Regions from separate parts of the Homo sapiens genome. Here region 2 is linked to region 1. The links are chromatin loops, found by intact Hi-C in ENCODE. Cell type or tissue: PC-9. All regions are shown on one strand. Each heading gives the region's core, and the rest is flanking DNA. Links, peaks and the distances in the headings are about the cores only.

The links. A loop is a pair of places that touch in the nucleus more often than their neighbours do. Peaks named below come from ENCODE experiments on the same cell type or tissue, not always from the same donor. Only the 100,000 strongest peaks of a DNase experiment are listed, where the experiment ranks them.
Region 2: a loop joins it to region 1, with 3 times the contacts of the local background. A loop is called at or near these places in 15 of 110 quality-filtered maps.

The regions. Positions count from the first base shown.
Region 1 is chr9:121,729,512-121,740,399 of GRCh38, forward strand. The region is part of intron 3 of DAB2IP (DAB2 interacting protein); the gene reads left to right. LOC105376257 (a long non-coding RNA gene) reads right to left here and starts at 7,539. Exons shown (of 3, transcript XR_930314.4): 1 at 7,322-7,539; 2 at 6,000-6,169; 3 at 2,733-3,968. RefSeq lists an enhancer at 8,358-9,134. In PC-9, for the core only: a CTCF peak has its summit at 5,642 (motif pointing right); DNase peaks (open chromatin) are centred at 5,730, 6,310, 7,700, 8,310 and 1 weaker place; H3K4me3 peaks cover 4,014 bases; H3K27ac peaks cover 3,424 bases.
Region 2 is chr9:121,968,077-121,978,964 of GRCh38, forward strand. TTLL11 (tubulin tyrosine ligase like 11) reads right to left here. Exons shown (of 9, transcript NM_001139442.2): 5 at 6,808-6,903; 6 at 5,933-6,048. Among named protein-coding and RNA genes, the nearest start is that of TTLL11, 120 kb to the right of the region's middle. In PC-9, for the core only: no CTCF peak of the experiment used is centred there; a DNase peak (open chromatin) is centred at 4,685; H3K27ac peaks cover 1,828 bases.

The sequences.
Region 1 (10,888 bases), core at 2,027-10,026:
AAGTCTTGAAGGAGTCCAGCCTTGAGGAGGAGGGTGCTCCTTACCTCTGCTATCAAGCGGGGTAGGCCTGGCCTCTCCATCAAAGAAATTATAAGTAAACAGGTGGGAGGACTCTAGCACACCATTAATTGCTTTACATAGGTTGTCATTAAATCAGAGATAGTATATGGATGGCTGGTGGCCAGATGTAGCCCACAAACAGGTCTCATTTGGCCCGATGGGGTGGAAAGTTTTTGTTTTGTTTGTTTGTTTAAAATCATTCACCAACACTAGAACATTTACCTTAAACATTCACCTGAAAATCTAGGTTTCTGGCTTCTATTTTAAGACAGATGTGGCTTCAGTGGGCCTATATTCCTATAGGGCAAATAATTGGTTTCTTCAGTTCACCTCAGACTCCTTTTCTCCCTGGAAGGCTCCTCCCAGCAACCTTGGGAGGTGTGTGGGTGTGTGTGGGGTTATAGTGTTCCCATTCTGCAGATAAGGAGCCTGGGGCCCAGAGGGGACCAGCTGGGCCACTCCACAAAGCTGTTGGTAAGGTCAGGACTTGAACCTCCATCCTCATCTCCACGCTTTGTGGTTCTCACTCCACCTCGCTGCCTCCCAGCCATGTCCAACCCCCACTGGCCGCCAAGGAAAGAAAGAAACTTTTCACAGGCCTAATGACTCAAAAATAAGCAACAGTAAGCCTGAAGAACTGTTCCTATCTCCCTCCTCTCCCTTTCCACCCTTCCCGAGGCCAGAAGGGACATGGGAAACCTATTCATTTAAACTCAATTATTTTCTCGAAGACAGAACAGAACTGAATTGGGTCAACGGCTATATTTGCTGTGCTCAGCTGTTTTCCTGCAACAGCATCACCCGCCGGGTCTGTTGCTGGGCCCTGCACTGCCAGGCTCACCAATTATAGCTCCATATTGGTAGCCATTCCTTGGGAAGCTTGGCTCAGGAAGAGAGGAGTCAGTGAATAGAACCTATCACCCTCTCCTTTTTCGCCCAGCAGGCTGCAGGGGCAGGGTCCCTGGGCCAGTGTGGGTCCAGGCTCCGTAACTGTGTGGTCAGCACCTCCAGGGACCTAGGCTTCAGGTATTAGACATTTAATGTCCAACACCTATCTGTAGGGGAGGTGCATCTGCAGCAGAGTTTCTGCAGATGAGGAAACTAAGGCTTAGAGAAATGAAGTGCTTGTGGGAGAAGCAGACCTTAGAGTCAGGCACAGCTGGCACTTTCTAGCTGTGTGACTGGGAGCAAAGAACCTGACTGCCTTGCTCCTCTGATCCCACCTGTAAAGGAGGCATAATTTGACATACCTCACAGGGCTGGGCTGTCCTGTTGTAGATGGGTTGCAGTGTACATGCCAGCAGCCTGCCCAGGGTTAACCCTCCTGGCAATGAGAAGTGTGCACCATGTGCCAGGCACAGAAGTTGGTGGGGGCACAGAAGTTGTTGGGGACACAGATCTCTGAAGAAGGATATGCTTGGACATCGTTCTCTCCAGATACCTTTCCTGATTCCCTGCTCCCAAACTGGAAATGCTCCTGCAGTCTCTCTAGGTCCCCTGTTGGTCCAGGCCCTGCCCTGGACACTTTTCACCACATCTTCTGGGCCTACAGCCTGTTATATATATTTTTTTGTTTGGTCCTAATATTTGTGTACCTTCCCCTCTCTACTAAACTGCCAGTTTCCTGAGGACAGACCGGGTGTCTTGTTCACCTGTTTGGCTCCTGGTGTCACTTCCTTCCCAGCTGGGTGGCCTTGGACTGGTTGTTTAACCCGGTGCACCTGTTTTCACATCTGTAAAATGGGAACAGTGATCTCTCTCCCTCTGGCACATGTCACGGCAAGGAGGTTAATATCACACATGGCAGCACTGTGCCAGATGGCTGACGGAATGGAGTCTAGAGAAACATTGGGAGGAAACCAAAGCAGAGGCTGCCCCTCTGCCCTCCTTGAAGTAGGGAGTATCTAAGGAGGCGAGGCATAGTGGTTATAAATGCTGTCTTGTTATAGAATTGCTGTCTGGTTACATGGGGAAGTGGGAACAGAGTGGTGGCCAGTGGGCCTTTCCTTGTCTCCTCCAGCTTCTTGCTGCAGAGTGCTGGGCTTGCCCCAAGAATGGACTGCTCTGGCCTCACGGTCATCTCAGATTGCCCAGTGGGGCTGGGGCTGGGGCTGGGGCTGGGGCTGGTTGGGACCTACCCACAACCACTGACCTCCAGGTGCCCGGGTTACAGTACCTGGCATTAGATCTCTTCTTTTGGGGTCTGGGTGTAGAGCAGGATCTCCCTGCACTACCCCACGATATTATTGCTGATCTCAGGGTTGGGGAGTGTTTAGGGAGGCTTGAGTTCCCTGACCTTTCAGGAAGCATGCATGTGAACTTAGGCCTCGGACCTCGTGTAGACATGGTGTGGTGATGGCTGGGCCCTACTCTGGTGGGGTGGACGCAGGACTTGGGGACTAAGCAGCAAGTGACCTAGCCACAGACACAGAAATGGCTCTGGTGGGAGCCCAGAGTGGCACTGGACTCTCTGGGGGGCCAGGGCTGAGGGGACTGCCCAGGTTGATCCCGGCGTCTTGTACAATAGAACCAGCAGTCACAGGCTCATAAACTGTAACCGTCCTCTTTCCGTTGCCTCTTGGTAGCATTCAGCCCCTGGCACACTATGCTGGGTGTTGCCTAGTACTTGGCACTGTGACAACCAAGAAAGAAAAATGCTGACCATGTCTCACTGCTTGTTCGAGTAAATTTACTCTATATTTTTTAGAGATGTCGCATGGGTGGGAATTTACTCCCACTAAATGTTTTGATGGAAACATTACATTTTTGGAGTGAACATGTGTCAACATCACTGTGGAGAAAAGGTTCCAGGATTCTCTGCCAGCCAAAGTCATCACCATAAGACACTGGTTGGGGGCCTGGCAGGCGGAGGTGATGCGACCAGGCTGGTAGTGGGGCAGAGGTAGCCAGATGGGTAGGAGTCTGCCTGGCTGGTCTGGAGGGAGAAGGGGATCTGAGCTGGGGGAACTGAATAGGTGGTGAGGAGGAAGGGAGTAGGGAGGCTGTGGGCTGATGACATACATTAACCACCCACACAGCTCAAAACTAGGTGAGTGGGGAGCTTGAGGGGCAGGAACAGCGAGCAGAGGCTCTGAAGTGTTGAACACTGGCAGCTCAGACCCGAGGGACAGGCTGGGGCCAGATTGTTGAGGGTCCTAGAATCCCAGCTCCCACCAGTAACTAGCGATGTGAGCTTGGGCAACTTTTCCAACCTTTCTGTGCTTCTGCTTCATTTTTAGTAAAATGTAGCATGGATAGCCACAGCTTATGGCTCTTTGGAGAATTAAAGGAGATAATGTCTGTAAAATACCTAGCGCTGGGCCTGGCACATAGCAGGTGCCAGGACACATTTGCTGTTTGTTGGTGATGATAAAGCCACACAAGTATAGATGTACTCACATAAATTAACAGCTGGTGCACTGAAACTACTTCCTGAGTTGGCCCTCAATCTAATACCAAGTTTGTTTTCTCACCTTCAGCTAAGTACAACTGGTCTCTTCAGAAGCCCTTGTGGTCTCTTGTACCTTGTGGTACAACTGTGGTCTCTTCAGAAGCCCTTATTCATGAACAGCCAGGCCCTGGGCTGACTTTGCTACAGGGCATCCGTCTCTGGCCCTGTACCTGTTTCTGTCCTACAGACGGATCCTGGGGCAGTTGGTGGGTTTTAGCAGCACCCTCCTTTAGAAAAAGCCTCTGTCGTCTGCTCAGTCTCTAGAAAGAAGAGATGTCTCCTCTCCCAGGATGCATGCATCTCTCCCCACGGGATGTACAGGCGTTGCCTGGAGGTATTCCTTGACAGTCGTGGCCCAGACTCTCTTGTCATTCAAAGAAATGGGAAGCTTTTTGAGGTGGGAGGGTTTCAGACTCCCCCAGAGAGCCTAGCCCAGTTGCTGAGGACATCTTCAGATCTGAAAGAAGATAAGACAGGAGCATCCTGAGCTCTGGGGAGAAGACGGCCTGCAGTGTGTGTTTCTCCATCACTCACGTATGGAATCCCTTAGGCCCTGAGAACCAGAGATGAACAGACCCCAAGGAAGGCCTGGCAGGGCAGGCAGCAGTAGCCAGGAGAAGGGAGTCAGACCAGGAATTCAGGCAGAGAAAGGGAGAGATTGTGCACTTTCCTGTGCCCGGGGCCACTGGGAAGGCTTCCCTCAGGTGGGGGCAGTTGAGCTGGGCCTTGAAAGGTGAATGAAAATTAGAAATGGGGGCAGGAGGGGAGCCTCGTGGAAGCAAGTGTGTGACTGTGAGAAAGGCGGGGCATGCACTGGGAAGAGTAAAAAAGGAGGCGGGCTTTGTGACTGTTCCCTGTGATAAGCTCCAGGTATAAAGGTGAGGAGTGTGCAGGGACAGGTAGGACCTACTGATGGGCGAGGCCCAAGGCTCTGGACTTGTTCTGTGGCCACAGGAGATGCTGAAACCAGGAGTGACTGGATCAGGGCAGCTTCTGAAATTCCCCCAGCTACACGTGGCCAAGAATGGTCACTGTGTACTCTGTACTTTTATGTGTTACTAAAGATGTTGCTGGGCCGGGCGCGGTGGCTCACGCCTGTAATCCCAGCACTTTGGGAGGCCGAGGCGGGTGGATCACGAGGTCAGGAGATCGAGACCATCCTGGCTAACAAGGTGAAACCCCGTCTCTACTAAAAATACAAAAAATTAGCCGGGCGCGGTGGCGGGCGCCTGTAGTCCCAGCTACTCGGGAGGCTGAGGCAGGAGAATGGCGTGAACCCAGGAAGCGGAGCTTGCAGTGAGCCGAGATTGCGCCATTGCAGTCCGCAGTCCGGCCTGGGCAACAGAGCGAGACTCCGTCTCAAAAAAAAAAAAAAAAAAGATGTTGCTGAAAGGAGCCTGCAAGCGGTTATGCAGACTTCTGAGCAGGGGCTAGGAAGGAGGGCACAGAGGAAGCAACAGCAGACAGCTGGTGAGGGTGGGAGACCCACTGGAGATGGACATATTCTGACCCTCAGATGCAGGCTCATTTCTTGTTAGCTCGTGACTCCTTACTATGAGAGCTGTCATGCAAAGGAAAAGGCCCTGTTATGGGGCCCTGTTTTCTTATAACAAGATATTATAACAGTGGGGATGACTCAACAAGGGGATGCTTCTTGCCTGAGGGAAATCTAGGAAGGCTTCCAGGAGGAAGGACTATTCAGATTGAGGAGGGAAATGAGGGGGCTAGTAAAAGGTGCAAAAACAGTTGTCTAGGGGTGAGGCACACTTTCAGATGTAGTTGGGTCAACTTGAGCAAATGACTTAGCTATTCCAGACTTGATTTCATCTATAAAGTGGTCACAGTATCTGCCTTGCCTGTTTGTTGCCATGATCATGAAATCAGTGGGAGCAGACCTGGCTTGGAGCCTGCACCCTGGAGGGAGGTGGTGCTCAGAGGATGCACTCTGCTTTCGCCTTCCTTGTTGGTTTGGCTGCTCTGGAGCCAAAGGGGGCTTCTCTGGCCCCAGGACCTCTCTGAGACTCTATCTTCACCTCTCCCCTGCTAGGAAATTTTATTAAGACATTGGATAAACAGATGACAGCTCTGAGGGAAAACTTCTCAGAAGGAAGGGGACAGGACACTAAGTGCTCTTCTGGCTGGGAGCCTTTTAGGCAGTAGGGGGAGCTGGGTAGCTCTTGGGGCTTTGGTGGTGTGGACTGATGCAAATGTGGGCAGACGGGGTGGTGTTGGATCGCCTGGCCTGTGTGCACGGCAGAGCTGAGCCTGGAGCCTAGGGCCCAGCAGGGGATGGAATGAGTCAGGGACTTTCCAGGTTGGGGGCTGCTGCTGGGGACACAGTAAAACCTCTTCACCAGTCCTGCAATAACCCCAGACAGTATCCTGCCTGCCTGTACACAGTAGGTGCCTGACACAGTCTGCAGCTTAGTAGGAGCTCAGTAGTTGTTTGCTAAAACAGTGGCGCAGGCTGCAACTGCCAAGGACTGACCTGGGGTCTGTGATGCCTTAGGGTGGAGGATGCGAGGAGCTGGGCAGGACCTAGGTGGGACTCCAGGGTGTGGCTCTTGTTCTCCCACTGGCTTCTGTTCATATTTACATCGGGAGGCTGTGCAGCCTCGGGTTCCTGGCCTCAGCTGGATTAGCACCTCTTGCTGGTGGCTGTAAGGGAAGGAGGTGTGACGGTATGATACCCTGCATGTGGTAGAGACTCAGTAAGTGGATACCATTGCGGTGGCTTCTCTGGTGGGATGGGAAAAAGGGTGACCCCAGGCAAAAATACCTGGTTGGCTGGGTGTGCCTTTCCCCTAGGGGTTTTTGTTTCCGTGTTTAAATGACCCAAGGATGAATCTCCAGGCCAGCAGGTGGGGCAGGGGTTTGTCTGCCCCCAGGCTTCTGGGCGCAATCGGGAACCTGGGCAGCTCACACAGCTCACCAGCCTGTCTCCTCCTTCCCTGCACCCGACCTTTCCCTTCTGTCCTGCCGGACTAGCCGGGTGCTTTCCAGAAGAGAAAACCCGGGACTGCTGCCTGGGAACCCAGTGCCCTTCTCAGCTTAGGCTGTCTAGACCCAAGTCGGGGTGGGGAGTCGGGTTAGGGGATCATGGTAGACAAACCCCTGGCCTTGTCTGGACCTCAGTTGTGTTCACTTGTTAAAATGTTGGAATGGAAATGTGGGGAAGGGAGAGCGTTTGCCTTGGTTGGGTCTCTGGGCTGCGCTGGTCTAAGCCCGACGAACCCGGGGTGGGGCCAGCGGGCCAAACTGGAATGCGCCGCGAGAGCCGGGCCGCGGGCAAGTGAGGGGCTGGCGGGGCCGGTGGGGACCCAGACTCGCACGAAGGTGGGGAAGGAGTTGCAAGGCAGAGACCCCCGAACCCCTGCTCCAGGGCCTGCGCGTCCCGCCCGCCCGGCGTGCCGAAGCGCAGCGGCGGGTCGCTAGCGGGAAGTGGCTGCAGCTGGAGGCAGCTGGCCGCGGAATGTCACCCGCTGCCGGGCCTGGGAAGGGCTGGGCCTACTGCTGTGGGGTGGGGGGCGGGTGGGAGGGCCCGGAGGGCTGGGGCTGGGGCGGGCCGCTTCCGGGCTGGAGAGGGTTTGGGGCGTGGCGCAGCCCGACGTTAGTCCGGAATGCTCTGGGAGCAGCGCTCGGGGGAGGTTACCTTGGCGCGCCCCCAAATCTTTTGGTTCCCCCGCTCCTGCCTTCCACTGCTCTGGCTGACCTGGCTCAGACCAGCTTGAAAAATGCATTCATTCATTCAGTACATCTGTCGAGTGTCTACTCTGTGCCAGGCTCTGGTTCGAGGTGTGCTGGGCTTACCGGGGCGTGCAGGTCCCTGTTCTCGTGGACCGGACATTTTCATGATAGGTAAAAGACAGAAACAAACAAGATGACTTCAGGGTAGTTCTGTGGAGAAAATGAAGCAGGGTGATAACTTGGGAGGTGGGAGTTGCCCCTTTAGCTAGAGAGATCAGGGAAGGCCTCTTCCTGGGACGGGACTTTGGGTCTGAGACCGGAATGAGGAGGAACCAGCCTTGCCCACGGAATGGCAAATACAAAGGCCCAGAGGCGGGGCTTGGGGCAGGATATGACCTTGGGCGGAGTCAGTATGTTAGGGGAGGAGCCTGTAGGGACGGCTCCTCCCTCTTTCTTGACCCAGACCTCTGTGCTCTGGCCTGCACCCTGCCCAGAGGCCCCAGAGGGCGACTTGCCATGGCTGGAAGCGATAGTTTGCTTTCAGGAGTGTTTCTCGTCTTCTTGGACCTGGAGGTTGTGCCATGTGGTTACCTGCATGGAAGACGGTAATTTTCCACTTGTTTCCTGAAGGACACGGAAACCTTTAGATGTTGTCATCACTGTGTTTATTTAAGTCATTTTTGAAATTTCAGCTTGGAAGACACAGATTCAGCACGTGCCTTTCGGGAAGGGGAAGCCCTCCTAGGCTCACCTCTTAGATGCCGGCCCGGCCGAGAGGCCCCCTAATCTGTCCAGAAGAGCTGCCTGGGTGAGCACCACCCTTGGGAATGGGCCTCTGTGGCCTTGGACTTCTTAGTGACAACTTCGGCAAGATCCTGGGCCGGGCCGGAGGGGCTGCTCACTGGAGACCTGGCCATCTTCGGAAGCCAGATCTGGCTCCAGAGCCTCGGGGGTTGCAAGTGCCCAGAACCAGGTCAGCAGAGAGGCCTGCGCTCCCACCACAAAGGTCTGTTTGAAGTCCTGTGGGAGGGAGGACAGACACCACAAGGAAACTTCCTCCCCGGTGGGTGGGTCTCCAGCCAGGTATGGGGTCAGACAGGCTTTGGTCGGGCTGGAGGGTGAGGAGCTGTTTCTCCAATGAGGCCTGGTCCCAGGACTGAGTCCTCAGTGGGCAGGGCTTGTTGGTGTGCTGTGAAAGTGCAAGGCTTGGGGGACTGAATGGGGGACTCCCTTGGACATGGGAGGAAGAGTGAAGGTGGGGGCTGGGGTTGCTAAACTGGTTCCTCCTCCAGGGAAGCAAGCCCTGCCCTCCTGGAGCTTCCAACCTGGAGGTGGGGAGGTGGGCTGGGGGGAAGCTTTAGGGCACAGCTCAGAGAAGGCCAAGCAGGCAAGGTTGTGGGGCACCTGGAAGGTGGGTGTCCAGCGGCCTGGCTGCTGACCTAGGCTCAGGGAACCAGCATTTGGTGGGTGAGCTGTGAGGAACGGGCCTTGACCCTAGGCTGCAGGGCTAATGAGGGCCTTTAGCCAGAGGCTCCCAGCACAGGTGAGGGGGAAACTGCCGGTGCCCCTGTGCCCTCGCGCTCTCCCAGCCCTGCCTCTCTGAGACAGATTTAATAATCCATGTCTGTCTCTCTCTCTCTCAGTTAGTATTGCAGGAGGGAAGCTTTACTTCTAAAACTTTTATTGATCCAGACACTAATAAAAGTAAAGGGTTTTTTTTTCTTCTTTCCTGCTAGAGCAAAGAACATCAGACATCAGAGCCCTAAAACACAAATGTGTTTTCCTCCTCCCTAGATCTGGGAGGGAGTTGTGGGTTGGCCTTGTTCAGATCTAGCCTCTTCAAGAAGCCTCCCTAACTTCTCAGGCCTGCAGTCATCCACCTGTTCCAGAGCAGTTAAACGAAACTGCCACATGTGCCTCTGTCTGACCCCAGAAGGCTGGGCTGTCACAGAAGCTTTCCTTCCCACCTGAGGTCCCCAGGGTTAGGGAGAGACGCCATGGGAGGCATTCAAGACCTGGCTCTTGATTTCTTGTGTCTCTCAGGGTTTGGGGTTTGGTTCTTTGGCTGCTCTGGTCTTTGTTTTTGCATCTTGATTTCATCAGGACTTACTGAGCTCTTATACTGTGTCAGACCCTCTCTTAAGACACAGAAATACAACACGTAGAGCTTGGCCACACACAGCTTACCTTGTGATGGGAGAGGCAGATAAGAAATAAGCAGAGAAACAAAGTGATTCTGCTTTGGGAAACATAGTGAAGTTCCCCTACTGAAATGTGAGTCAGGGAATTTCTGTCTGCTTTGTTCAGCACCTGTGTTCCCAGTGCCTAAATAGTGCTTGGCACATAGTTTGCACTTAAATATTTGCTAGCTGCATGAGCAAGATGCTATGAAGGAAACAAGCCAAGTGTTCCACTAGGGAGTAATGGGGGCAGGGCAGGACCTGTTGTAGATGGAGCAGTCAGGGAAGGATTGAGTTGCAGAAGATGCCAGAAGCCTGCCAGTTTGCTGTTAGAGTGTGCTGGAGCAAGAACTCCTAGCCTAGGGAGCAGCAAGTACAAAGTCCTTGAGCAGGAAACAGAGACTTTGGTGTGTGTGGTGGGGGGCGTTGGGTGTTGCTGGATGAGGTCAGAGAGTAGGTAGGTCATGACTGCCAATGTCTTTCACCTGGGTAGCAGTTCAGATTTATTCAGTGCAGTGGGGAGTAATTGAAGGCTTTTAAGGTGAGGAGTTCAGTAATCTGATTTGCATTTCTGAAGGGTCCCTCTGACTCCCCTGGTAGGGGTAAGGGGAAGCCCAGTGGTTGGGGAGGCTGCCCGGACAGCAGGCTGCCTGGGGAAGATGGAGAGGAGTAAACAGGTATGAGGGATTTCAGAGGGGGTAGCAGCAGGATTTGTGTTGGATTGGATTCCAAAGGCCAGGGAAAGGAAGGGCTCCTGGCTTTGCTACTGAGGCTCCACGCTGGACATTTCAGACGTGAAGCTCCGAGAGGTGTCCCAGAGGCGCTGTCAGGCAAGCATGGAGACACATGGGTCCGGAGCTCAGAGGAGGATAGGGCTGGGGATGCACTTAGGAGTCGTGAGCATGCTGGAGGTATTTAGAGCTATGGGAGTGGAAAGAATCACCAAAGGAAAGTGTTGTGCTAAGGAAGTGTCTCCGAAACAGCCCTGAGGAGCTCCAGCACTGGGAGGAAAGGAGGTGAGGTGCTAGCAGCCTGTGAGAACAGAGGAAAGCTGGAGCAGGGTGGCCTGGGTTCACGGGGTAGTAAGGCACAGAAACTGGTTGACTTTGGCAACATGAAGGCCTTTGGTGTCCTCAAGGAGACCCAGTGGGGTCGGAACAGACAGGTGTGTTGAGTAGGAAAAGGAGGTGAGAAGGTGGCGGGGACAGCAGTGAGCAAAGAAGTGCGTGAGGACCCAGCTGGCCCAGGATGTTGAGGAGGGGAGGGCCAGGGAGGGGCCTGAATGTTCTCTGTCCACAGCGTAGGTTTACCAGCAGCAGCTGACCCAGTGGATCTCAGCCTGGAGATTCTGATTCAGGAGCGCCGATAGGCCCCCCACAGTGATCTTTCCCAGCTCTCTGAGCCCTCTCCACCCACTCTCTGGAAGGCTTGCTCACTGTGCCCTGTCACGTTTTTGGACTGAATGCTGAGTCTGTTGACCCTGTGTTCCCCCCGTCAGCCCCTTTCCTTA
Region 2 (10,888 bases), core at 1,085-9,084, 240 kb after region 1:
GTGAATGTACTAAATGCCACGGAATTGTGCGCTTTTAAATGGTTCATTGTATCACATGTGAATTTTACCTCCATTTATATAACGTTTCCAGAATCCTACCCCATAAGCTTCCTGCTTCGCATGTCCCTACAGAGCCTCCACGGAACCTTGGTAAGAAAATCAATTGAGTCACTAGATATTACAAAATGCTACCTTAGCCAAAATAGTTCACATATGACAGATGTTTTCCTCCTTCAGGAGCCAAAGGTAATTTCTCCTAACACATGAAATAAATATCAGCCAGTGACATCTTGCTACCTGGAAACAGAACCTTGCATTGGTAACCAGCTCCAATGTCGATTCTAGTCCACAGTCATCAAGCAGCTTCATTTTTAGGATACATCATTGATTTTAAACTAAAAAATCTGCTTTAAGTATACCAGGAAAGAGAATAATAACTAAGCATTGTTTTTTCTTTCATGTCCAGTAGATACTTTCTTTCTTTTTTATTTTCTTTTTTGAGACAGAGTCTCGCTCTGTTGCCAGGCCGGAGTGCAGTGGTGTGATCTTGGCTCACTGCAACCTCTGCCTCCCGGGTTCAAGCGATTCTTCTGCCTCAGCCTCCCGAGTAGCTGGGACTACAGACATGCACCACCATGCCTGGCTAATTTTTTTTTGTATTTTTAGTAGAGACAGGGTTTCACCATATTGGCCAGGCTGGTCTCAAACTCCTGACCTTGTGATCTGCTGTTGAGTGGTAAACTCAGCATTATCAAGCACTTACCATACATTAAAAGTTTTTCTCACTTATTTTTATTTTTATTTATTTTTTGAGACACAGTCTCACTCTGTCACCCAGGCTGGAGGGTAGTGGCACGATCTCGGCTCACTGCAACCTCCACCTCCCAGGTTCAAGCGATTCTCCTGCCTCAGCCTCTCAAGTAGCTGGGATTATAGGCATGCACCACCATGCCCAGCTAATTTTTGTATTTTTAGTAGAGATGGGGTTTCACCATGTTGGCCAGGCTGGTCTTGAACTCCTGACCTCAAGTAATCCGCCCACCTTGGCCTCCCAAAGTGCTGGGATTACAGGTGTGAGCCACCGTGCCCGGCCTCTCATTGTTTATTTGAACATCATTATCCCCATTTTATAGAAAAGATTATGAGGCTCAAAACAGCTATGCAACATCTCCAAGGACTCACCACCAGTTGGTGACAGAGTCAGGATTGGAATCTCAGGTTTTTCAGCTCCAGAGAAGGCACCCTCGAATATGCCAAGGTGGGTGTCAGCAGAGTCAAGTTCTTCCCCCGGTAGACTGCCTGAGGACTGCTTTCAGTCCCACCAAGAAACTGACCCTAGGCTACAAGACCCAGAGTTCAGGGAGATGCATGATGCATGCACACGGGTCTGGGGCTCCTTCTGAGGACTCCTCTGCACCTGTCCAGGGCAGTCTGGGGAGATGAGGAGTTTGGGGGATCTACTTTTTATCTTTAGTCTGTGTGAGGAAGTGAAGACCCGCCTCAGCAGTCTTGCTGACAAACTGTTCTCAAGAAATAACTAATGATGGACAGAAACTTCAGATCCTCTTTTGCTAAAGAGTTGAAGGGAAAGGCTGGGATTCCATTTGTTTTTTTCAAAAAATAGGTCAGATTCTGTGCAAACGCTAGAAACCCTGGCTTCTAAAGGTAACTTCTAGCCTGGAAGTCTACATAACATCATTTTATGCAGTTGGAGTGACATAGTCTCAGATTTGGACACAGGATTCAGCACTACAACACTGTGCAGCATAAATCAGGTAATTTTTCAACTTATTCTGAAACATTTCTACGCAAAGGAGTTGAGAATAATTTCAGCCTTTTCCTCTGCATGGTAAGTTTATCAAAATGATCATAATCCCTTACATATAAACACACTTTATGGATTACAAAGTACTTTCATGGATAATCCTTGCTGAGTTAAAAACAAAAGGTGAAATTAAGAAAAAATATCAGTAAATGGCGTTAGCTATTATCATATATCTTTACATTGTAGGTAAGAAGAGGATGAGATGAAAGGGTTTTATATTAGAATAAAAGTCAAGTTCCAACTTCTAACTGTTCCTGGTTATCAATAAAAAAGTCAATGCTTTTTAAATTAAAAATGAGGTGCTGCTATTTATGACTTGATAAGTTGTAAAATGCCTTTCCTATCCTTCCCAATGGTCCTATGCCCCATTATTAAATTTTAGGCCTGCAGCTCATATAGATGACATAGAATGCAGCTCCTATGGATTAACTGGCGTAGGTAAAGAAAAGCAACTAGAACAAGAAAAATAAAACTAAATGTGTTTCAATGTCATTTAATGAAAATACAGTAGAACGCTTCTACCCCTTCATGTTTAGGTGGCACAGCTTAAAAAGACTCAGGCCATACAAGGGCTCTTGAACTTCTTGCTCCCAATAAAGGAATAAGAATGCTGATGTGTCTCAAAAAGTGGGCGAATGATATGAACAGACACTTCTCAAAAGAAGACATTTACGCATCCAACAAAGATATGAAAAAAAGCTCATCATCACTGGTCATTAGAGAAATGCAAATCAAAACCCCAATGAGATACCATCTCACGCCAGTTAGAATGGCGATCATTAAAAAGTCAGGAAACAACAGATGCTGGAGAGAATGTGGAGAAATAGGAACACTTTTACACTGTTGGTGGGAGTGTAAATTAGTTCAACTATTGTGGAAGACAGTGTGGCGATTCCTCAAGGATCTAGAACCAGAAATACCATTTGGCCCAGCAATCCCATTACTGGGTATATACCCAAAGGATTGTAAATCTTTCTACTATAAAGACACATGCACACGTATGTTTATTGCAGCACTAGTCACAATAGCAAAGACTTGGAACCAAAGCAAATGCCCATCAATGATAGACTGGATAAAGAAAATGTGGCCGGCCAGCCGCCCCATCCGGGAGGGAGGTGGGGGGGTCAGCCCCCCGCCCGGTCAGCCGCCCCGTCCGGGAGGGAGGTGGGGGGGTCAGCCCCCCGCCCGGCCAGCCGCCCCGTCCGGGAGGGAGGTGGGGGGGTCAGCCCCCCGCCCGGCCAGCCGCCCCGTCCGGGAGGGAGGTAGGGGGGTCAGCCCCCCGCCCGGCCAGCCGCCCCGTCCCGGAGGGAGGTGGGGGGGTCAGCCCCCCGCCCGGCCAGCCGCCCCGTCCGGGAGGGAGGTGGGGGGGGGGTCAGCCCCCCTGCCCGGCCAGCCGCCCCGTCCAGGAGATGAGGGGCGCCTCTGCCCGGCCGCCCCTACTGGGAAGTGAGGAGCCCCTCTGCCCGGCCAGCCGCCCCGTCCGGGAGGGAGGTGGGGGGGTCAGCCCCCCGCCCGGCCAGCCGCCCCGTCCGGGAGGGAGGTGGGGGGGGTCAGCCCCCCCGCCCGGCCAGCCGCCCCGTCCGGGAGGTGAGGGGCGCCTCTGCCCGGCCGCCCCTACTGGGAAGTGAGGAGCCCCTCTGCCCGGCCACCACCCCGTCTGGGAGGTGTGCCCAACAGCTCATTGAGAACGGGCCAGGATGACAATGGCGGCTTTGTGGAATAGAAAGGTGGGAAAGGTGGGGAAAAGATTGAGAAATCGGATGGTTGCCGTGTCTGTGTAGAAAGAAGTAGACATGGGAGACTTTTCATTTTGTTCTGCACTAAGAAAAATTCCTCTGCCTTGGGAAAAAAAAAAAAAAAGAAAATGTGGCATATATACACCATGGAATACTATGCAGCCATAAAAAAGAATGAGTTCATGTCCTTTGCAGGGACCTGAATGAAGCTGGAAACCGTCATTCTTAGCAAACTAACACAAAAACAGAAAACCAAACACTGCACGTTCCTACTCATAAGTGGGAGTTGAACAATGAGAACACATGAGCACAGGGAGGGGAACATCACACACTGGGGCCTGTCGGTGGGTGGGGACTAGGGGAGGGATAGCATTAGGAGAAATACCTAATGTAGATGACATGTTGATGGGTGCAGCAAATCACCATGGCACGTGTATACCTATGTAACAAACCTATATGTTCTGCACATGTATCCCAGAACTTAAAGTATGAAAAAGAAAAAAAAAAAAAAAGAATGCTGATGTGTCAAAGTCATCCTAAGAAAACTGTACTGCCATGCCATACTGGCATAAAAGGCTACCCAAATCTCCTTACAGTACCATACGATTTCTCAGAACCTAATATCTGCTGCTGAGACCAATAACTATTAGAGAATAGATTTTTGAGGAATGAGTTTTATTGCAGTAATTCTGACCAAATAGCAATTAATCCATTGCTTTTCCCTTGGGATGGCTAAAGAAGGCAGCTGCAGACACATACGTACTGGTGAACACATTATTTGGCTGCCATCGGGTCTGAGCTGCTCAGAGGACAGCTTTGAAGCACTGATCGGTGGAAGAAGCCACACCTGGTGGGATTGGCCCATGCAAACTACAGGTAAACATTCTCAGCCGAGTCTTGCCAACAATGGCAATCTGTGCCTCACACAGTCAAGAACACTCTTGACAAGAACTCAGCCGGGCCGGCGCCATCCAGCCTGACTCAGACTATGACCAATACTTCTTCAGGGTAATATTTCCTGCAGGGCAGTGGCACTCAGCCTTGGCTGCACAGCAGAATCACCTAGGGAACCTAGAAACTTTCTGTGGCCAGGCCTTCCACCCAGGCCAATTAAAATCAGCACCTCTAGAAGTGGAAACTCTAGTATTGGTTTTCTGAAAGCTGCCCAGAGGGTTCTAACGTGCAGCCAAGCGTAAGAAGCACTACCATAGGGTGATATTTGGGCTTGAGCCCAGGTGGTGAGAAGCCTTGGTAGAGGAACCTGCAAACCACCACTTGCTTGGGGAAGTCTGCATTCCTCCCAGTCTTGAACAATTACTGACAAGTGCTTTATTTGTCTGCGCTCATTAGGGTCAATCTGATTCGTCTAGGGATATGAGAAGTGCTATTTGAGATGCCTTTGATTTTTCTTCCTGAAACATTGACACAATGATATGTACTCAACACCTACTTTGTGAGAGCCTGGAATTTGGTAAAAACAAAACAACATACTCAAGTGAAATATTCATTTCTGGGGTGATTTCATGGAGGGAGGGCGAAGCACATATATCCACCAACAGCGCAATGTAATGTACCACTGAGTGGGTGGGGACGAAGCAGAATTACAAGTGTTGTAAATATCATAGAACTGTCATTAAATTGGCCCTGCCAATTTTGAAACTAAAAGTTTATACTGCAAGAGTGTAAACATGAAGAAAATAAAAAGGAAGCAACTCTTACCATGTCCTAGTTACCTATGGCCCTCTTCTCCTGCATTTTATTGTACTTTTCCTGTGCTTGAGGATTTCAAAGAGAAGCACTATGTGTGCAATGGTGGGCAAGTGGGAGGCCTGGCCTTGAGGGAGACAGCTTCTTAGAAGAGATATTCCGTATGGAATTCTGGGTTGAAAATTCTTTTCTTTAAGAATGTTGAATATGGACACAGGAAGGGGAACATCACACACTGGGGCCTGTTGTGGGGTCAGGGGAGGGGGGAAGGACAGCATTAGGAGATATACCTAATGTTAAATGACGAGTTAATGGGTGCAGCACACCAACATGGCACATGTATACATATGTAACAAACCTGCACGTTGTGCACATGTACCCTAAAACTTAAAGTATAATAATAATAAAAAAAAGGAAGAGACATTCCAGATTTGATAACACTCAGAAATTCATCAACGGAAGCCTATTTGTCAGATTACTCCGGATTTGAGTCACTGATTGCTTGGGGGCTGATATTTATAAAACAAAGATATTTTATTAGAATTGTTTAAGATGTAAATCTCACTCACAATGGTAACAGGTTCCAAGAACTTACCTGCTTAGGATACGAAGCCGGGTTAGGAGGCAGAGTTGATAGAAATGAATGACATAAAAAAGTACTTACTGATTCTCTCTTTTCTTCTTAAGTGGGTCCATGAGGCGCAGAGTGTCTCTGATCACAGCCACTTTCACTTCTTCATCAACGAGGCTGGGGACATTTTCAAACACCCCTGGAGAAAGCTTGAACGGGTAAGGATTCTGTGTCACAGTGGAGACCGTGATTCCGTGCCAAGTGGCTATCCAGCTAGCTCCAGGGGTTATACTAGTAAATTTTGCTTATGCTAATCTATAGAAGAAAATTTTTAAAGACTTCCTTTATACTACCTTAAGAATGTCGATTTCCTTTTATAAATTAACCAAATACATGAAGAGGAAAAATAGCACTATGTTTTTCTAATTATCAAAATGATACATGCTCACTGCAAAAAATTAAGAAATATAGAAAGGGGTTAAGAAAACTAAAATAATCCATATAATCCTCTCTAAACCCAATATTGATATCTGCTGTATTTCCTTCCAGTTTTTTTAAATGCATTTTTTGGGGGAGGGGGAGAAAAATATAACCACTGCTAAATGTATTATTTATCTTAGTGATTCAAGTATGTCAACATGACTAAATCATACTCATAGAATTTCAATTAGTTCATCTCCTGAGGCTAATTAGTTCATGTCAAAACTGATGGGAAGGCTCAGCTGCTTCTAAGTTTCCAAACCTTCAACACTGGAAAAACAGCATGCTGGGAAGTGACCACAGGTCAGATAGGCTTTGTATTAATAGTCTATGTTGAGAACTCAACAAAACTGAAATTATTTGACTTGAACAGAATTTGGCTATGAAAATCTGAGAATGTCCAATCTTGTTTTGTTAAGTGAGCAACATGAGGGTAGGAATATTCAGCTGTATGGCAACATAGTCAATGAGATGCTCAAAATACTTACTTCGTGCTCATGTTCGATTCTCATACTGGGATTTGCATTTACTTCAAGTAGTATAGGCTTCAGATTTTTCATTAGAAGAATGTCAAAGCCTAAAATCTGGGCAGGATAAACACAATTCAGAATTACTGTCTCTATTGAGTATGGTATTAGGGTCATTAAGTTGAAAATAAATTCAAACTCAGTCCCCAACCTTGGCCTTGACCCTGGCTTCTCTTGTCCACAGCCCCTCTTCCTCTGGGGGTACTTGTCAGACCAAATGGACAGCAGAAAATTTTACAGGAACCTTGATAATGGGATGAGTTCCCACAGTGCGTTTCAGCACTGTCTTTGTCGTCTGAAGGGCTGTTGATGACCTCTTTCTTCTTTAACAGGTTTTTTATTATGTTGAGGATGAGTAGTAGCCCATCAATTTCTCCCTCTGCCTTTTCTTCTGCTCTCGTTTACTAAGTGGCTTCTTAGCTAGCTCTCTGAGAACCTAAGGCTGCTTTTGCAAACCTGAGGTATACATCAGTGTCATATAAGGACCCCGTTCAAAACCACCACATCAGCTGGGCTTGGTGGCTCATTCCTGTAATCCCAGCACTTTGGGAGGCCGAGGCAGGCAGATCACCTGAGGTCAGGAGTTTGAGACCAGCCTGGCCAATGTGGCAAAACATCGTTTCTACTAAAAATACAAAAATTAGCTGGGTGTCGTGGCGCGAATCTGTAATCCCAGCTACATGGAAGGCTGAAGCAGGATAATTGCTTGAACCCAGGAGGTGGAGGTTGCAGTGAGCCAAGATGGTGCCACTGCACTCCAGCCTAGGTGACAGAATGAGACTGTGTCTCAAAAAACAAACAAACAAACAAAAAAACCCACCACATCCCTACAGAGTCAGAAGTGCTTAGAGCGGAACCCAGGTGAATGTATTTTAAATAAAGCAAATTCCCCAGGTGATTCAGATACACCCTCTTAGTTAAGAAGACAGGAATATTGATTAGGCACCTACTAGGCACCCATTACTATACAATGCACTGATTATTCATAGTCTCACTGAATCCTCATGACAGCGTATTTGAAGAAGGGATTATGTGCTCCACTTTACAGAAGCAGAAACTGAAACTCAGGAAGGCCAATGGATTTCCCAGAAACCGCCTAGCTAGTTAATCAATGACAGAGCTGGCTTTCACACCCAAGCAGGACTGACTACACAACATAAAAATGCAGGGCCCTTTGTTCAAAAAGGATGAACAGTTTCACATAGTTAAACCAAGCTCAGAGCCCTTCTAAGCGCAGGGCCCTGTGTGACACCCCTGCACAGGTGGAGTTCTCCAACACCGTCTGCTTCACGCCTGCTCTTAAATCCAGCATTCTGCCTTGGGTGAAGCTTTGTCTTCCAGTCACTCGGGTTTCTTTCTATTCCTTACAGCTCCTACAACTGGGGCCAGCCACTCATGAGCATCTCGTTCTCTCTGCCTAGAACAACTCTTCATCTGGATAACTTTTGCTCATCCTTGAGATCGCTGCCCCTAATGAGATTCTGATTCAGACGACAAGGACTTTCGATTTTCCAGAGGACTCTCATTATGGCTACAGAAGTGATAATGCAGAAAATTTCTAACATAATTAATAGAACCCCAAAGTCTCAAAAAATTAATGTGGAGAATAAAGAGAAAAAAGAAAAAGATAGGGTTGTAGACTCCCCTTCTCTGTGGATTCAAGGAGGAAAGATGAGGGAAATCCATTTACTAGTCTATATAGAATATGCATTAGTTAAATGATAATTATTAAACTGTAGCTCCATCCTTATTAATGAAATTAGAGCCTGAATGACCATTTTTGGGGGCTGATTCAAGATGAAGTTATTTTTCAATGAAGGGCAATAAGGATGAAAAGTTGGGAAAAGTCATCCTCACTCTATTTTTCTTTCCTTGGTCATGAAAAGAAAGAAATGGAAATTCAGTAGAAAATGTTGCATGGATTATAGATCTGCTTAATAATACATGACAAGTGGATGTGAGTGATGAGGCCTTTTAGAGACTCTGGTGACATCATCAGTCTAACTCCAGACCTGGTCTGAGACATGTGATGTTGATGAGGCTACAGAGAGCAGCAGGCTGTGGTGATGACGTTTATCATCCTTAGTCATCAACTCTTACTTTTTGGTATATTTTGTACTTTCTCAGCCTGGTGGACTCTTCCCAGTTCAATGCCCAGTGGTTTCATGAATGTGAAGGTGGGAATGCTGGGAGCTGGAGCAGGGGTGTTAAAGCCTCATCAGCCCTGTCTACACCCACCAGTGGCATGAAATTTTCCAGAACCTAAACTTGAGTGCATGTTTTTGAATATGCTGGGTCTTGTATAGGAATGCTTTGGAGTTAGAAAGACCTGGGCTCCAATCCCAGCTCAGTCCCTTACACTAGCTACATGACTCTAGGTAAGGTACTTAGCCACTCTGAGCCTCAATGATCTCATCTGAAAAATGAGGATAACAATAGCTATCTGTCAGGGTTGTTGATAATGGCAGTGAAAAGCAATACCTAGGCCTATGCTCATCATATAGAAGGTACTCAATATATGCTATCTCTTTCCAGTTTCCTGCCAATTCCACCAAAAAGAAATGGCATTAGTGTGCTTTGTAGTCAAGAGGGGCTCATTTCATATCTTAGTTCTGCCTTTAACTTGTGTGACTACAGGCAAGTTACTTAGCAGCTCTAAGCCCAAATTTCCTCATCTATAAAATGGAACTATGAATGTTACTTACTTACCTTAGTTCATCCATTCAGAAAATATTTATTTTTAATTTAATTTAATTTTTTTTTTTTTTTGAGACAGAGTTTCTCTCTTGTTGCCCAGGCTGGAGTGCAGTGGCACCATCTCGGCTCACTGCAACCTCCGCCTCCCAGGCTCAAGTGATTCTGCTGCCTCAGCCTCCCAAGCAGCTGGGATTACAGACACGTGCCCCCATGCCCAGCTAATTTTTGTATTTTTAGTAGAGACGGGGTTTCACCATCTTGGCCAGGCTAGTCTCCAACTCCTGACCTCAGGTGATCCGCCTGCCTTGTCCTCCCAAAGTTCTGGGATTACAGACGTGAGCCACCGCGTCCGGCCCAGAAAATATTTATTTAATGCTTTCTATGTCCCAAGAACTATTCTAGCTGCTGGAAATACAACAGTGAACTAAACAAGTCTTAGACTCCAGTAGGGGAGAAAAGATCAAATAAAGATAATGCAATATAACATTTTTTGCACAGTGCTTGATACATAGAAAGTGCTTAATGAGAGCCAGCTTTATGACATTTTTTCACAAGTTCAAGGAAATATGCATGATTTTCTTTTCAAAAGTCCAATAAAATATGTAGCATCAATGGATCTTAATAAACAGAATCACAGAACTGGGAGATATGTAGAGTTATCTTGTCATAAAATCACAGAATGTCCCAGCTGGCAGAAAATCAGGTATTTACTTGGTCCAGTGGTTTTCAAACCGGGGTTCTTTTCTGGGGTCCCAAGGGAGAGGCCAACCAGATCAGATCAAATTTGACCTTTTACCTATGTGATAAACTGGGGTTCCCAAGGAAAAAGCTTTATTTATTTATTTATTTATTTATTTATTTATTTATTTATTTATTGAAAATTCACTTTGTGCAGACAAGGAATGTGCAGCTTAGCATGGGGAAAGCCTCTTTCCAAGTCCCTCTAACGGAGCAGGAATTGTAAATGGAGAGCTTTTCAACCATGTGATATTCTGCCTCCCCAAGTAATTAAATCAGCAATTATGTGTTGATCACCTTCTACTTGAGGGGCTCCCTGGGGGGTTTAAAGATATCTGTCCTTCATTCCCGACCTCTAGAAGCTTCAAATCAAGTTGGGGAGATTCCTGAGCCATTAATTATAAATTTATGCAAAGGTTCCAAACTACATCCTAACAGCAGTGGTTCGTTCCTGAGCCCCACGCCTACCCTTCCATCTGCATCCACAGTATCCCCAACTGGGAGGTCCTAGAGTCCACAAATTCAGCGTATCCAAACTCACTCTGTGGTCAACTGTTTCTAAGATGGTCCCAATGATCCCTAACTCCTGGTATTCATTCCTTTTGTG